4 separate regions of the Homo sapiens genome follow, and regions 1, 2 and 4 are each linked to region 3. The links are chromatin contacts, found by Hi-C or POLR2A ChIA-PET in ENCODE. All regions are on one chromosome and are shown on one strand. Each heading gives the region's core, a stretch centred on a gene start or an enhancer-like site at or near the end of the contact. The rest is flanking DNA. Distances are from core to core; before and after follow the strand shown.

Evidence for each region. A loop is a pair of places that touch in the nucleus more often than their neighbours do. ChIA-PET counts read pairs that join two places held with the same protein, here RNA polymerase II (POLR2A). Pooled maps may share reads with other maps.
Region 1: a loop to region 3 is called in a map of B cell, with 2.5 times the contacts of the local background. The contact joins the promoter of LINC03016 here to the enhancer-like site in region 3. A Hi-C loop is called at or near these places in 1 of 168 maps with a recorded cell type or tissue (B cell), 32 of 37 single-sample maps with no recorded cell type and 5 of 50 pooled maps. POLR2A ChIA-PET finds 5 or more read pairs at or near these places in 2 of 52 experiments (B cell and activated CD4-positive, alpha-beta T cell).
Region 2: a pooled map shows a loop between it and region 3 (5-fold over the local background). The contact joins two enhancer-like sites. A Hi-C loop is called at or near these places in 7 of 37 single-sample maps with no recorded cell type and 5 of 50 pooled maps. POLR2A ChIA-PET finds 5 or more read pairs at or near these places in 1 of 52 experiments (OCI-LY7).
Region 4: a pooled map shows a loop between it and region 3 (4-fold over the local background). The contact joins two enhancer-like sites. A Hi-C loop is called at or near these places in 1 of 168 maps with a recorded cell type or tissue (Calu3), 1 of 37 single-sample maps with no recorded cell type and 4 of 50 pooled maps.

What each region holds. Positions count from the first base shown.
Region 1 is chr7:7,253,545-7,256,692 of GRCh38, forward strand. LINC03016 (long intergenic non-protein coding RNA 3016) reads left to right here and starts at 1,610. Exons shown (of 4, transcript NR_108073.1): 1 at 1,610-1,634.
Region 2 is chr7:7,200,000-7,203,294 of GRCh38, forward strand. All of the region lies in intron 1 of C1GALT1 (core 1 synthase, glycoprotein-N-acetylgalactosamine 3-beta-galactosyltransferase 1), which reads left to right. Among named protein-coding and RNA genes, the nearest start is that of C1GALT1, 19 kb to the left of the region's middle. RefSeq lists enhancers at 1,345-1,863, 2,014-2,143. Within about 2 kb of position 1,777, at least 14 of the 41 ENCODE cell types and tissues checked have a DNase peak (open chromatin) inside an H3K27ac peak, as active enhancers do.
Region 3 is chr7:7,320,619-7,323,681 of GRCh38, forward strand. All of the region lies in intron 1 of LOC107986764 (a long non-coding RNA gene), which reads left to right. Among named protein-coding and RNA genes, the nearest start is that of LINC03016, 67 kb to the left of the region's middle. RefSeq lists enhancers at 976-1,075, 1,126-1,175. Within about 2 kb of position 1,301, at least 3 of the 41 ENCODE cell types and tissues checked have a DNase peak (open chromatin) inside an H3K27ac peak, as active enhancers do.
Region 4 is chr7:7,423,001-7,426,252 of GRCh38, forward strand. All of the region lies in intron 25 of COL28A1 (collagen type XXVIII alpha 1 chain), which reads right to left. Among named protein-coding and RNA genes, the nearest start is that of COL28A1, 110 kb to the right of the region's middle. Within about 2 kb of position 1,596, at least 5 of the 41 ENCODE cell types and tissues checked have a DNase peak (open chromatin) inside an H3K27ac peak, as active enhancers do.

The DNA of each region.
Region 1 (3,148 bases), core at 360-2,859, 67 kb before region 3:
TTAAGCAGCAGTAGAGGTAAGCAGGTACACACATGAGCTGGAAAGATCTCAAAGCTGATTTGGATTCTTTTATCTTGCCATAAGAAATTACTTTCTTCAATCAAGGGTATAAAGACTGCTGAACTAGTTCATAATGAGGGTAGATGAAGGAGGTATCCATCTTCAAGAGTGGTAAATAGTTGACCCATACAAAGGACCAGCAGCCTCATGTGGACCCGTCTTAGCATCCTTCTCTCCTTCTACTCCAAGGGTGAAGAGTACTCGGAAGTTACTATTTATTCTCAAATCCTTGTGTCAGATTATTTTCATATCTTTCTTAGATCTGTTCTGGCTTAAGTCTTATTCTCTTATTCATGGAAATAGAAGACACTGAGCCCTTTCCCACATAAAAATATAGGACTACTGATTTCTAGAGCTTAAAGATGTTCTAACGCCTCGTTTGAAAGATTCAGAAACAGATCTAGAGATGTTAAAGTTTAGAAAAATGACACAAATAATGCCAGAAGTGGCAACAGAACTCAATTTTCCTGACTCCCAGGTTAGTGGTCTTTGTACTAAATGCAATTTCTTATCTTCCCTGAACAACCTGAGCTATGTACTTTAACAAAATTTTTTGTGGGTACATAGTAGGTGTACGTATTTATAGGGTTCATGAGACACTTTGATACAGCCATGCAACAAGTAATAATCACATCATAGAAAATGGAGTATCCATCCCCTCAAATATTTATCCTTTGTGTTACAAACAATCCAATTATACTCTTTTAGTTATTTTTAAATACACAATTAAATTATTGACTATAGTCACCCTATTGTGCTATCAAATACTAGATCTTATTCATTCTTTCTGTTTTTCTTTGACCCATTGTACTGCTAGATAGAACTCACATATTTGGTCCCTGCCTTTTCCCACCATTTGCAAATAGATTCTAGGAACGATCCTAATAGTTGCCAGGCACTGTTATCAGAGATCAAATCTGTCTTGTTTCCAATTGTGCCTGGGACATAATAGGATTTTTTTTTTTAAATAACAAAGCCATGTGTAGTGCTGCATGCCTGTTGTCCTAGCTACCCAGAAGGCTGAAGCTCAGGAGTTCAAGTCCACCCTGGGCAACAAGACTCCATCTCCACAACAAAAAAGTTTAAAAAGGTTACTATACGATTACTATACATTGTATGTATCAAAATATTACTCTCTCCCCCATAAATATGTACATTATATATCAATTAAAAGGAAGTAAATGGTGAGCATCCTTTCACTATGAAGAAAAGTTCTCCATATGCCCCCTACTTTCTTCTGTTTCATTTTTATGGAGACCTCTAAACAAAATGCTTTTCTCATAGATATGGAGGGACTCCTAAACAGGTTTTCTGCTTGAGAAAATCTTGATTTGAACTCCACGTATCATACACCATCAGGCAAAAAACCTCGCATTTACGTTGGAGAATACAGTCCAGAAAAAGAACAAAACCTCAAGTGTGGGCAGAAGATTGTGTGTATTTGCTATTAGGGAGGAGAGCTCAGGTTCCTTTTCTCTACAGTGACCATTAGACATTCCAAAGCACTGTCACTTGGTGTAGCTCAGTGCTCTTGGTTACTGAAGCAACAAGTGATCTCTGATGACAAAACAAAGGTAGGGTCGTGCCTAACACTGGTAAGGAGAAAACTGTGTCGAGTTAGTTAATAATTAATTTACATGTCAAGTTACAAGTTTTCTATCCTAAAATCCAAAAAAAGCAACAGCTCTTTTTTTTCCTCCAGTCATTAAATCACCCATTCAACAAACTTTCACCAGGCTCATGGTTTGTCAGCTATAGAAGAGAAAGGAGGGCGAAACCTGTGGTTAAGGCTTGCCTGAAGGATCTCACATTTGGGTTGGGGGCTGACATGCCAGTGAACAAATAGCCTCCTCAGGACTATGATAGAGGTATTTACAAAGAACTATAAGAGGACTGTATATTAAGTGTTTAGGGATCTGAGAAGTTTCAAAGAAATTGTGGCATTTGAACTGGATTTAAAGAATAAGGCTCAGGTACAACTTCATGTGAAAGAGTCGATATATTCACAAATTTGCCAAAGCCCAGTTAACTTCAATTCTTCGAGAGTTCCAGTTTTTTCCCAGGTGCAGTCAGTGTACCATTTTTTTCTGAGACCCACAGCCATTTTCTTTCATTGGCATGTTTTTAGGTTTATTTTTCAATAACTCCAGTACCCCTGAAATTTCCTTCCTTAGATCTTGAATAAATATATTCAAGTTGGGCATTACTGCATGGTTTGAGGATAATGTCTTTCCTGTTAAAAATATTTTTAAGTTTTTATACAAAGGTAATGTATGTGCTTGGTAAAAGAGAATGAATATAAAATGAAAAGCTATAATCTGCTACAGCCCCACCCAGCAGTCCCTTTGTCCAGCCATAAACAGAAAATAACAGAACTGTACTCATTTCCAAACTAAACACATCATTCTGCTCCTTGCCTTTTCTGCTTACTGTTTAATAACTTAGAGATAATTCTTTTTAATAGTTAACTAGATCTCTGTATGGATGTGCCACAATTTTTAAGCCATTCCTCTATTGATAATTGAGTTGGATACTTTTATTATAATTATTGCTGCACTGAACATCCTTGAAATGATTGTGTGGGTACAGCCATAGGATAAGTTCCTAGCAAGTAATTGCTGAGATAAAGAATGTATGCATTTAAATATTCATAGATACTGCCAAATTGCCTTCTTAAACTGTACTGTACTACCTTATACTACTACTCAACATTTGCGAGTATATTTTCCTGCCCCTTTTACCAAAGTTTTTGATTATTGAACTTACTAGTTTTATCACTGCATTAATATCTGATAATTGTTGATTTGTACTTAAGGTTTGAGTTTTTTTTATACATTGGTAATTTGCATTTCATCTTCGCCAGTTTTTAATATTGAATTACTAGGGTTTTTAAAAATTTTTATAAACTCTCTGAATATTGGTTTATTTATATGTATTAGAACTGTTATGATTATTTCGTACTTGTTTTTTCCCCACACAAACCAATTAATCTTTTCTTAGGGCTATTGAATTGTGTGTCTTGCTCACACCAAGGTTTATTTATAATATGCTTATGTTTTCCTCTTACTTTCATAGTTTCATTTTTTGT
Region 2 (3,295 bases), core at 527-3,026, 120 kb before region 3:
CCAGTTTGTGTCTTTTAATTGGAGCATTTAGCCCATTTACATTTAAAGTTAATACTGTTAGGTGTGTATTTGATCCTGTCATTATGATGTTAGCTGGTTATTTTGCTCGTTAGTTGATGCAGTTTCTTCCTAGCAGCGATGGTCTTTACAATTTGTCATGTTTTTGCAGTGGCTGGTACGGGTTGTTCCTTTCCATGTTTAGTGCTGCCTTCAGGAGCTCTTGTAAGGCAGGCCTGGTGGTGACAAAATCTCTCAGCATTTGCTTGTGTGTAAAGGATTTTATTTCTCCTTCACTTATGAAGCTTAGTTTGGCTGGATATGAAATTCTGGGTTAGAAATTCTTTTCTTTAAGAATGTTGTATATTGGCTTTCACTCTCTTCTGGCTTGTAGAGTTTCTGCAGAGAGATCTGCTGTTAGTCTGATTGGCTTCCCTTTGTGAGTAACCTGACCTTTCAGTCTGACAATTATGTGTCTTGGGGTTGCTCTTCTCGAAGAGTATCTTTGTGGCATTCTCTGTATTACCAGAATTTGAATGTTGGCCTGCCTCGCTAGATTGGGGGGGTTCTCCTGGATTATATCCTGAAGAGTGTTTTCCAGCTTGGTTCCATTCTCCCTGTCACTTTCAGGTACACCAATAAGACGTAGATTTGGTCTTTTCACATGGTCCCATATTTCTTGGAGGCTTTGTTCGTTTCTTTTTACTCTTCTTTCTCTAAACTTCTCTTCTCTCTTCATTTCATTCATTTGATCTTCAATCACTGATACTCTTTCTTCCACCTGATCAATTCGGCTACTGAAGCTTGTGCATGCATCACGTAGTTCTTGTGCCATGGTTTTCAGCTCCATCAAGTCATTTAAGGACTTCCCTACGCTGTTTATTCTAGGCAGCCATTCATCTAATCTTTTTTCAAGGTTTTTAGCTTCTTTGCGATGGGTTCGAGCATCCTCCTTTAGCTCGGAGAATTTGTTATTACCGATTGTCTGAAGCCTTCTTCTCTCAACTCGTCAAAGTCATTCTCCGTCCAGCTTTGTTCTGTTGCTGGCGAGGAGCTGCGTTCCTTTGGAGGAGAAGAGGCGCTCTGATTTTTAGATTTTTCAGCTTTTCTGCTCTGGTTTCTCCCCATCTTTGTGGTTTTATCTACCTTTGGTCTTTGATGATGGTGACGTACAAAATGGGATTTTGGTGTGGATGTCCTTTCTGTTTGTTGGTTTTCCTTCTAACAGTCAGGACCCTCAGCCGCAGGTCTGTTGGAGTTTGCTGGAGGTCCACTCCAGACCGTGTTAGCCTGGTTATCACCAGCGGAGGCTGCAGAACAGCGAATGTTGCAGAACAGAGATGTTGCTACCCGATCTTTCCTCTGGAAGCTTCGTCTCAGAGGGGCACCCAGCTGTATGAGGTGCCAGTCGGCCCCTACTGGGAGGTGTCTCCCAGTTAGGCTACTGGGAGGTCAGGGCCCCACTTGAGGAGGCAGTCTGTCTGTTCTCAGATCTCAAACTCTGTGCTGGGAAAACCACTGCTCTCATGAAAGCTGTCAGACCTGGATGTTTAAGTCTGCAGAAGTTACTGCTGCCTTTTGATCATACTGGTGACCAGGGAAGCGGGGGAAAGCCGGCAGTAACAGGCCTCACCCAGCTCCCACAAAGCCCGAAAGGCCAGTGCCACTCCCAAGGTGCCTCTTCCAGCAGCACTGAGTTAATTTCCAGGCAGCTGCTGAGCAGTATTGAGAAGCTGCCCCAGGCTATATGCCCTCCCCCTCCCCCGAGGAAGTAAGCAGGGCTTTCAGGTTTCACGCTTCCCTACCTGCCGTGGTTTCTTTGCTGCTTTCTGCACTGCCTGTTTGCCTCCTCCCCCGATTCTGTCCAGGAAACTTCATGTTTGTTTGAAACTGTTACACAGTTCAGCTGGAAGTTTCCTTCTCCTTGGGGTCTTTCCCCAATTCCACTGGCAGCTCTCCCCAAGGGCCTCTGTGAGACAAAGTCAGGAATGGCTTCCCTGGTGACAGAGAGTGCCCACAGGGCTCTTCTGCTTCTTCCTTTATCCCTATATTTCTCACAGCTCTCTAAATTAATCTCAGCTCCAGGTGAGGTCACATCCTTCTCTCGTGAATTGGCCCTTTGGGATCCCCAGTGAGGATGTGTGTTCAGAGGCAGACATTCCCTTTCACACATTGGGCACTCAGAGTTTTTTGGCTGTCTCAGGGGACCAGCAGCTGTAAACTGCTTCCTTTGAAAGGTCTATGGATTCTCTCGGCTTTCCTGGTACGTTCCCGTGGTAGTAGTTCTTCGAGTAAAAGTTCACGGTGTGAGTCTCCACACACTACTCGGTGTGTCTGAGTGGGAGCTCCAAGTTAGTTATGCGCCCTGTCTGCCATTATTTTCCCATTTTGAGTTAGTTTTCATATATTGTGTTATGTAAAAGTCCAACTTCATTCTTTTGCATGTGGATATCCAGTTTTCCCAGCAACATTTGTTAAAAACCTGTCCTTTTCCCATTGAATGGTCTTGGCTCCCTTCCCAAAAATCCTTTGACCATAAAGTGAGATGCTTTTTTTCCTCTGAATTCTTTATTTCATTGTTCTGTATGTCTGTTTTCATGCCAGTACTGCACTATTTTTATTAACGTAGCTTTGTAGTAAGTCTTGAAATCAGTAAGTATGAGTTTTCTAGCTTTGTACCTCTTTTTCAAAACTGTTTTGGCTATTCAGGGTCCCTTAATATTCCATATGAATTTTAGAATGGATTTTTCTCTTTCTGCAGAAAGCATTGTTGGGATTTCAGTAGGAACTGCATTGAATCTGTAGGTCACTTTGGATAGTATTGACATCTTAACAATATTAAGTTTTCTAATTGATGAACATGTAATGTCTTTCTAATTATTTATGTATTCTTTAATTTCTTAAAGCAGTGTTTTGTAGTTTTTGTCGTACAGATCTTTCACTGTCTTGGTTAATTCCTAAGGTTTCTTTTTTTTGCTGTTGTAAATGGAATTATTACTTCAAGAAGTGTTCTAGTTAGTGCGTAAAAATGTAACTCATTTTTGTGTTGACTTTGTATTTGCTTCTTTGCTAAATTAATTTATTAGTTCTAACAGGTTTTTTTTTTTTTTTGGAATCTTTAGGGTTCCCTGCATATAAGATCATATCATTTGTAAGAAGATAATTTTACTTTTTCTTTCCAGTTTGGTTGTCTTTTGTTTCTTTTTCTTTCCTAATTGCTCTGGGTAGAACTTCCAGTACTATGTTGAATAGAAGTGATGAAATCAGGAATTCTTGCCTTGTTGTAGATCTTAGAGGA
Region 3 (3,063 bases), core at 51-2,550:
ACAGGAAGACTATGGATACTTCCTAATGAAGGTGAGCAGGGAAGCTGGAAGGAACCTGAATTATTCCATCATGGTGTGGAGCCTCCAGGACAGTCCTGAACTATTTACCTTTTGATTCTTTTTTCATGGAAAAAAATACATATCCCCAATTTGTTTAAGATACTGTGATGCATTTGTTTTCTGTTATGTGACAACTGAACATAATCCCAAGTGACAATGCTAGTTGTGTGGTCTTTACCCATGGCTCTCCTGGCCAAAGCACTCCTGTCATCCCACAAAACAGAAATAACGTGGGGTTGGAGATGGCAGGCCATGATTCCTGGGCCATCTCTGCTAGTCCTATACAGCGGTATGCCTTGGTCATGTTGCTTGAACAATCTTTAAACTTGGCTTTCTTTGCCTGTAAAATGGCTGTGTTAGAAGGACCAACCCTTGACCTTCTTTTATGACTTTACATTTTTTCCTTACAATTAATTCTCTTGTTGGTTATCAATGAATTGCTCCGGTCATGCTGCTTGAGCCTGGATGAAATCAAGACTGTAAAAAGAAAAAAAAAAAAAAAAAAAAAAATCCATGAACTACAATAAAAATAAGCTCCTACAAAACTTGATCTCCAAAAATGGAAGGCTTCATTCCTTTTAGTGACTGCCTGGTAAAGCAAGAAAACACAAAAGCAAAATTTTTGATCATAAGTGAAAAGTAGGCTTGACACATTTAAAGGCCTAAATTTGAATTACAAAGTCTAAAAGTATTTCAACATTGTGGGTAACTTGTACAAGTGTGGGTTCGCATAAGACTTCAGCCATAACTGCTGGAGACACTGGTGGAACCCCCCAGCCCCCTAGAGAGTGGGCTGGCAGAATCGTGCAGGTCAACGTGGATGAGAACTGACTGCCTGGCTCAAGACCCATGCCTCGGGTCAGTGAGGCTAGCTTTGGAACCCAGGCAGAGGGTATGTGTGTGTGTTGTAGAGGGTTAAAGGAAGGCAAAGGAGAAATGAAAAGTCTAAGAGGAGGAAAGACGGGGGAAAGTGTTGCCTCTCAAAGAGAATGACTTTCAAAGTGTCATCTACAAACACTGATAGTTAGATCTAAAATGCCAGCACAGAATGTGCTGGTTAAGAGTAGTGTCAATTCAGGGTCCAGTGATTTTCCTGCTGGAAACCCTCCAAAGGAATTTGAGACACAGAGGAAGAACAGTCCTGGCCCGGGCAGAACTGCTTATGTCAATGTCAATGTTCATATTTGCATGACCGAAAACACACCCAGGGCAGGTTAGTCATGCTCGGGGCTATTGTCTGATCCAGCCCTGTCATTCTCACACTGTGAAAGAGAAGACTTCCACAACAAGTTCACTGGGGCGAAACGCTTAAAGTTGGTTGACAGCTTCAGCTGGGGCCACTTGTGTAGGAGCCCAGTCAGTTTGATCAATGTAGCTGAGTTGGCTCTGGGCTCTGTCATAGCCCCAGCTGGGTTCTGTTTACCATTTACTTCTGTGGGATATCAGCATATGCCTCCCAAAAATATGAAGGAATGTTGAGCTGAAGGCCATTAACAGGAAATGGACGCAGGCACACTCTCTGCCTTTCCTCTTTTTTCCTAAAAGCAGGATGTAGATTTACAAAGACATGTATATATGAAATATACATGTTAATAAACTTCTGTTTGTTTTTCTCTTCTGAATTTGTCTTTTGTAACAGGGGTCAGTTTCAATAAGAACCTGTTGAGGGTTATTATTTTTACCCTACAGTTCAAACATTTTGGTTTTTTTATACAACGATGTTGTAACTTATTGGGTTTTTTCTTATCATTAGGGGAGGAATGGTGGGCTCTTGGGTCTTTCTATATCTGGTAAAGGAGAGCCACGTGGTTATGGTTCAGTCCCAAGCAATATCATGGAGTCCCCGGGACAAAGCAGCTTGCAGGCATGCTCTGTGGGTTCATGGTTGGGAGCTTGTGACAGCTTTTCTTGTCAAACCCTGCCCAGAGCTCTTTCCACTTCGAAAAAGAGGCCCCAGGAGGCAGTGTCTTAGCTCAAAGGCATAACTGGTCAACCTAATGGAAGGACTTCAGATAAGTGGCAAGTAGATGGAATAGATATTTTAAGGTCACAGAGGACTTGCCAATTCCTTTATATCAGAGAACTGACGGGGTTTGGGACATGCTACCCCCCCCCCCAAAATATGACACCTTGTGCCAGTTTATTACCATTCGATCATGCCATTCCTTCATCCTATCACATTTCCTCCCCATTATTCACTCTTCCTCAAACCTACCATAAAATACACTCAGATTTAATAAAACTTATACTCAGCTTTAGTAAAACTCATATTAAATAAATGTGTTGCTTTTTTCTTCGTATAGGAGTCTCAGCCATTAACCTAGGGTGAGCAGAGAAAAAGGTACTTTTCTTCTCCTATAGAACCTTGGAACCTGCTTCATTTCTATGCCTGAACTTTGTACCAGCTGCTGATGTTACCTTGGGCTCAGAAAAATAGGTAAAGGGACTAGAGACAATAGGAGAGAGGGAAAGGATGGCCCTACTGGGAGAAGAATGAGGCAGTAATGTTTCAGATCACCACCATCAAACATAGGCCTGAAGATCCTACCCTTCTCCCATCCTATCCCTGCCCCCATCCTATCTCCCCCTGTTAACTGAGAATTTTTTATTCACCCATTCAACTGATACAAATTCATTGGAGCACCTGTTATACACAAAACACCATACTAAATTCTGGGATATAGTGAGCAAGACATATAAGGCACTTGCTCTCAGAAGAGATAGTAAAAAGTAAATAAATAAACATTGTGGTAAAGAGTCACTGCAGGAGCTCGTCACGTTTGAGCTGAGATCTGAGAGGTGAAGAGTGAACCAGTCATGCAAAGAGCTGTGAAAGGGCTTTCTAGGGTGAGGGAAGAGCAAGTACAAACACTCTGAGGTGGGAAAGAGCCTTGACTGTGGAGGCAGAGAAAGGTTGCCAGTGTGGCTGGAGTTCACGGGAGCTGAAGTGGGAGGCGTATGAAAGACTCAGGTAGGCGGCAGGAGCCAAGTCACATTGAGCCT
Region 4 (3,252 bases), core at 346-2,845, 100 kb after region 3:
CCCAATCCAAACAAACCAATTGCAGCAAATGGGTAAGACAAGCTTGGAAATGTGAATGCTGGATATTTGCTATATTAAGGAATTGTTCATTTGTTTTAGGTTTGATAATAGTATTGTAGTCAAGTTTTTAAAAAGAGTTCTTACATTTGAATGACAAATGCTAAAGCTTTATATGGATGATGTCTGAGGATTGCTTCAGGATAATGTGGTGAGGGGAGGAGTGAAGAATATAGCTAAAACAAGATCAACTATGTGTTGATAATTGTTAAGGAAGTGTGATATGTAAATGAGAGTTCATTTCACTAGTCTTTCCACTTTTGTGCATGCTTAATTTTCATAATTGTTTTAATACAATTTTTAAAAATCCATAAACAATATCCAGCAAAAGTCTCTCCAGTGAACCTGAGATAGTGTTGCTGTAATAGACCCCCTTAATAATAATTCATGATTTTAAAGATATTAAAACTGGGCAAAGGGGAGGAGCACACAGGTAGATTCAACATCATTAGAATTTACATCTGTCGTGTGTATTCTTGGGATGTACCAAATGTTACATAATTTTTTTTTTAACATAGGGATACGGAGAGAAGGCAAGATTTTTTTTTAACAAAGTAGTATGTTTTAAGAAAAAATTTGACACTGTAGTATTTAATTCATGATTTTTTTTGTGTGAGAATGTTAGCTAAAACCTCCCCTCAACTAGTATTAATTACACTAATACCCACACATGGGAAAGCAAGCGGGAAAAGCAGTTAAAATAGGTCCATAGTTTACCTCAGGCCAGCCTTGTCAATGCTCAGTGTTGCTATTCATTCTCTCCTTCACAGTCTCCCTTATTCACGTCCCCCTAACCCTCAACCTTTGGGAGTATCTGAAGGCCAACTGCAGTAGGACAGCTGACCCTGTAGATACCTTACTGTTCTCTCTGTCCCGCAGCCTCAGCCAATGAATTTAAGATGTGTTCCATGTCATCTGTGGTCCTTCAGTGTTCACCTAAAACAAACTGTCCATCCTTATCCATATAATTGTTGACATATAGCTATGTTTCACATATCTAAATAATCTTTTGTATCTTTCAAACTACGGGAAAATAATGACTTATAGCAATGCTTTTGTGAATCTAATAGACTTTAAATCAAGTCTTAACGTTCTGCAGATATTAGAATTGGTCTGTAACACGGCATGAGAGTTGTTCCTCAGTGTATATGTACCATACTTTGATAGATGGGAACATTAGGCATTTAATGATCTGAGAATCCACAGAAGTAGTGTCTCTCCACTATGGTGGGGTCTTTGAAAATGATCTTTTGTGGTTCCATGGGCCGTGTGTCCATGTTAGGCCACCACACCTGGTAAATGTGAGCAAGAGAATTGCGGACAGGTCTTGCTTGGCCATTTGACGGCACTGGTTTTGTCATAAGGCAGCACCGTAGGTACCTAAGAAGTGCGTTGACCTGTGATATTTTCAGATACACAGTTTATTGTCAGTGGATACAGCAATATTCACAAATAAAGGAATTACAACAGGTTGTCGCATAGCTGGACATAGCTTCCCACGCAACAGCTGAGGGTTGTTGGAGCCTGCAGAGGGAGCCCTTGTATTAGGAGATAATGAACAGACGTGCGAGCAAATTCTAGAGTCGCCATTGGTAACAACATCTATCACTTTCCTAAGATGACAGTCTTAGCCTTACCCCTAACCCCTGCACCCACTCTCTCAAAAGAAGAATAACGGACTGTTTAGATGGCATACCACTTCCTCTTGGCCCGCCAAAGGGATTCTAGATGGGAGATACTACTTTCATTTTCACAGGAAACGGCCAAATTCAGGACTGTCTGCAGTATTTGTGCATATGAACTTAACAAATGATTCAGTGAAGACCACCTAGACCATAACCTTGCAGAGTGGATAATTTTAACTCCTTTAAAAATACACATCATCTTATGATGGTTCTAAAACTCACACATTGAAGCTTTCCCTTTTTAAATGAAAGAAGAAAGAGGAGAGCAAACACATTCATTCATTTTCTCATTAGTAAATCTTCACTTTGGTTAATATTAAAACTATTATAATAAATAATAAATAAAAATAATACTTATTAAGTTTATTATGCAGCAGGAAGTTTTCATTCATTATCTTACCTGATCTTATCAACATCAACTTATTCCATTTTACAGATAAGGAAACTGAGCTACAGCAGGATACATGACTTGCCAAAAACCAGGCAGTCTGAAGCAATTCAAACCCAGGTATGACTCCAGAACCCATCTCCCATTTTGATGTGGACTGGGACTAGATGCAAGACGCTAACTTTTCCATAGACTTTCTTCCAGCTGTCATTTAATGCAAAGACCTCGGCTGTTTGGCTGTGAAACTGTAAAAGTCCTTTCCCTACATCGCCAGTCACACCCTCTCAAGGAGAAGAACATCCTGGATTATAAGATTCATCCTGTATTACACAGGTCCCACACGACCTGCACAAGAATCCAGCCCTCTAAGTCTTCCCGTCCCATTTTCCCTCCGTTGCTAATCCTTGGTTTTGCGGTTTACTCCAATGTGTTAATTGACTTCATTCCAGATCTCCTACCTATACCAGTTCTTAATCTCTCTTCTTATCCATCCTACAATGTGTGTGATTTGGCAGCGTGATGCATAAAATGGCTACTACCACTAATTATATTTGAATTTGTTAGGATTCATAAAGATGTTTTACATACATTAGTCTATTAATTTATCATAATAAACCTGTGAAGTAGGCATTATTATCCCAAATCACAGATAAGAATGCTAAGCCTCAGGGAGACTAAACGACTTGCTGAGGTCACACAGCTAATAAGTGGCAAGGTTTCAAGGTGGAGCAGTGACAAGGAAACAACCCATTATACCTTATGAGTTTTCTAAAAATATCAATATAATATTTGAGGAAATAATCAGCCCATTAGATTATTTTCCTCCCCCTTACTCCCCCACACACTAATGAGGCTTTAATCATACTCTCTCCCTTTGTGCCAGCTAAGTTGCTGCCACTCTTTGAGAAGAAGGTGGAAGCAAGATATACTTGTTCCAAAAGTGATTTCATGCTTTTTCTACTTTGGGGACAATAAAAGCAAATTAAATTCACTGTGAAAGAATCAGCCTCTTAAGGATGTTCCAAGGAATGGTACTCTAAAGATTCTGCTAAATGATGAAACTGAGGAATGACTGGGTTTTAAAATAAGGTAGAAGTCAAAGTGATGATAGCAGCTGCCTTA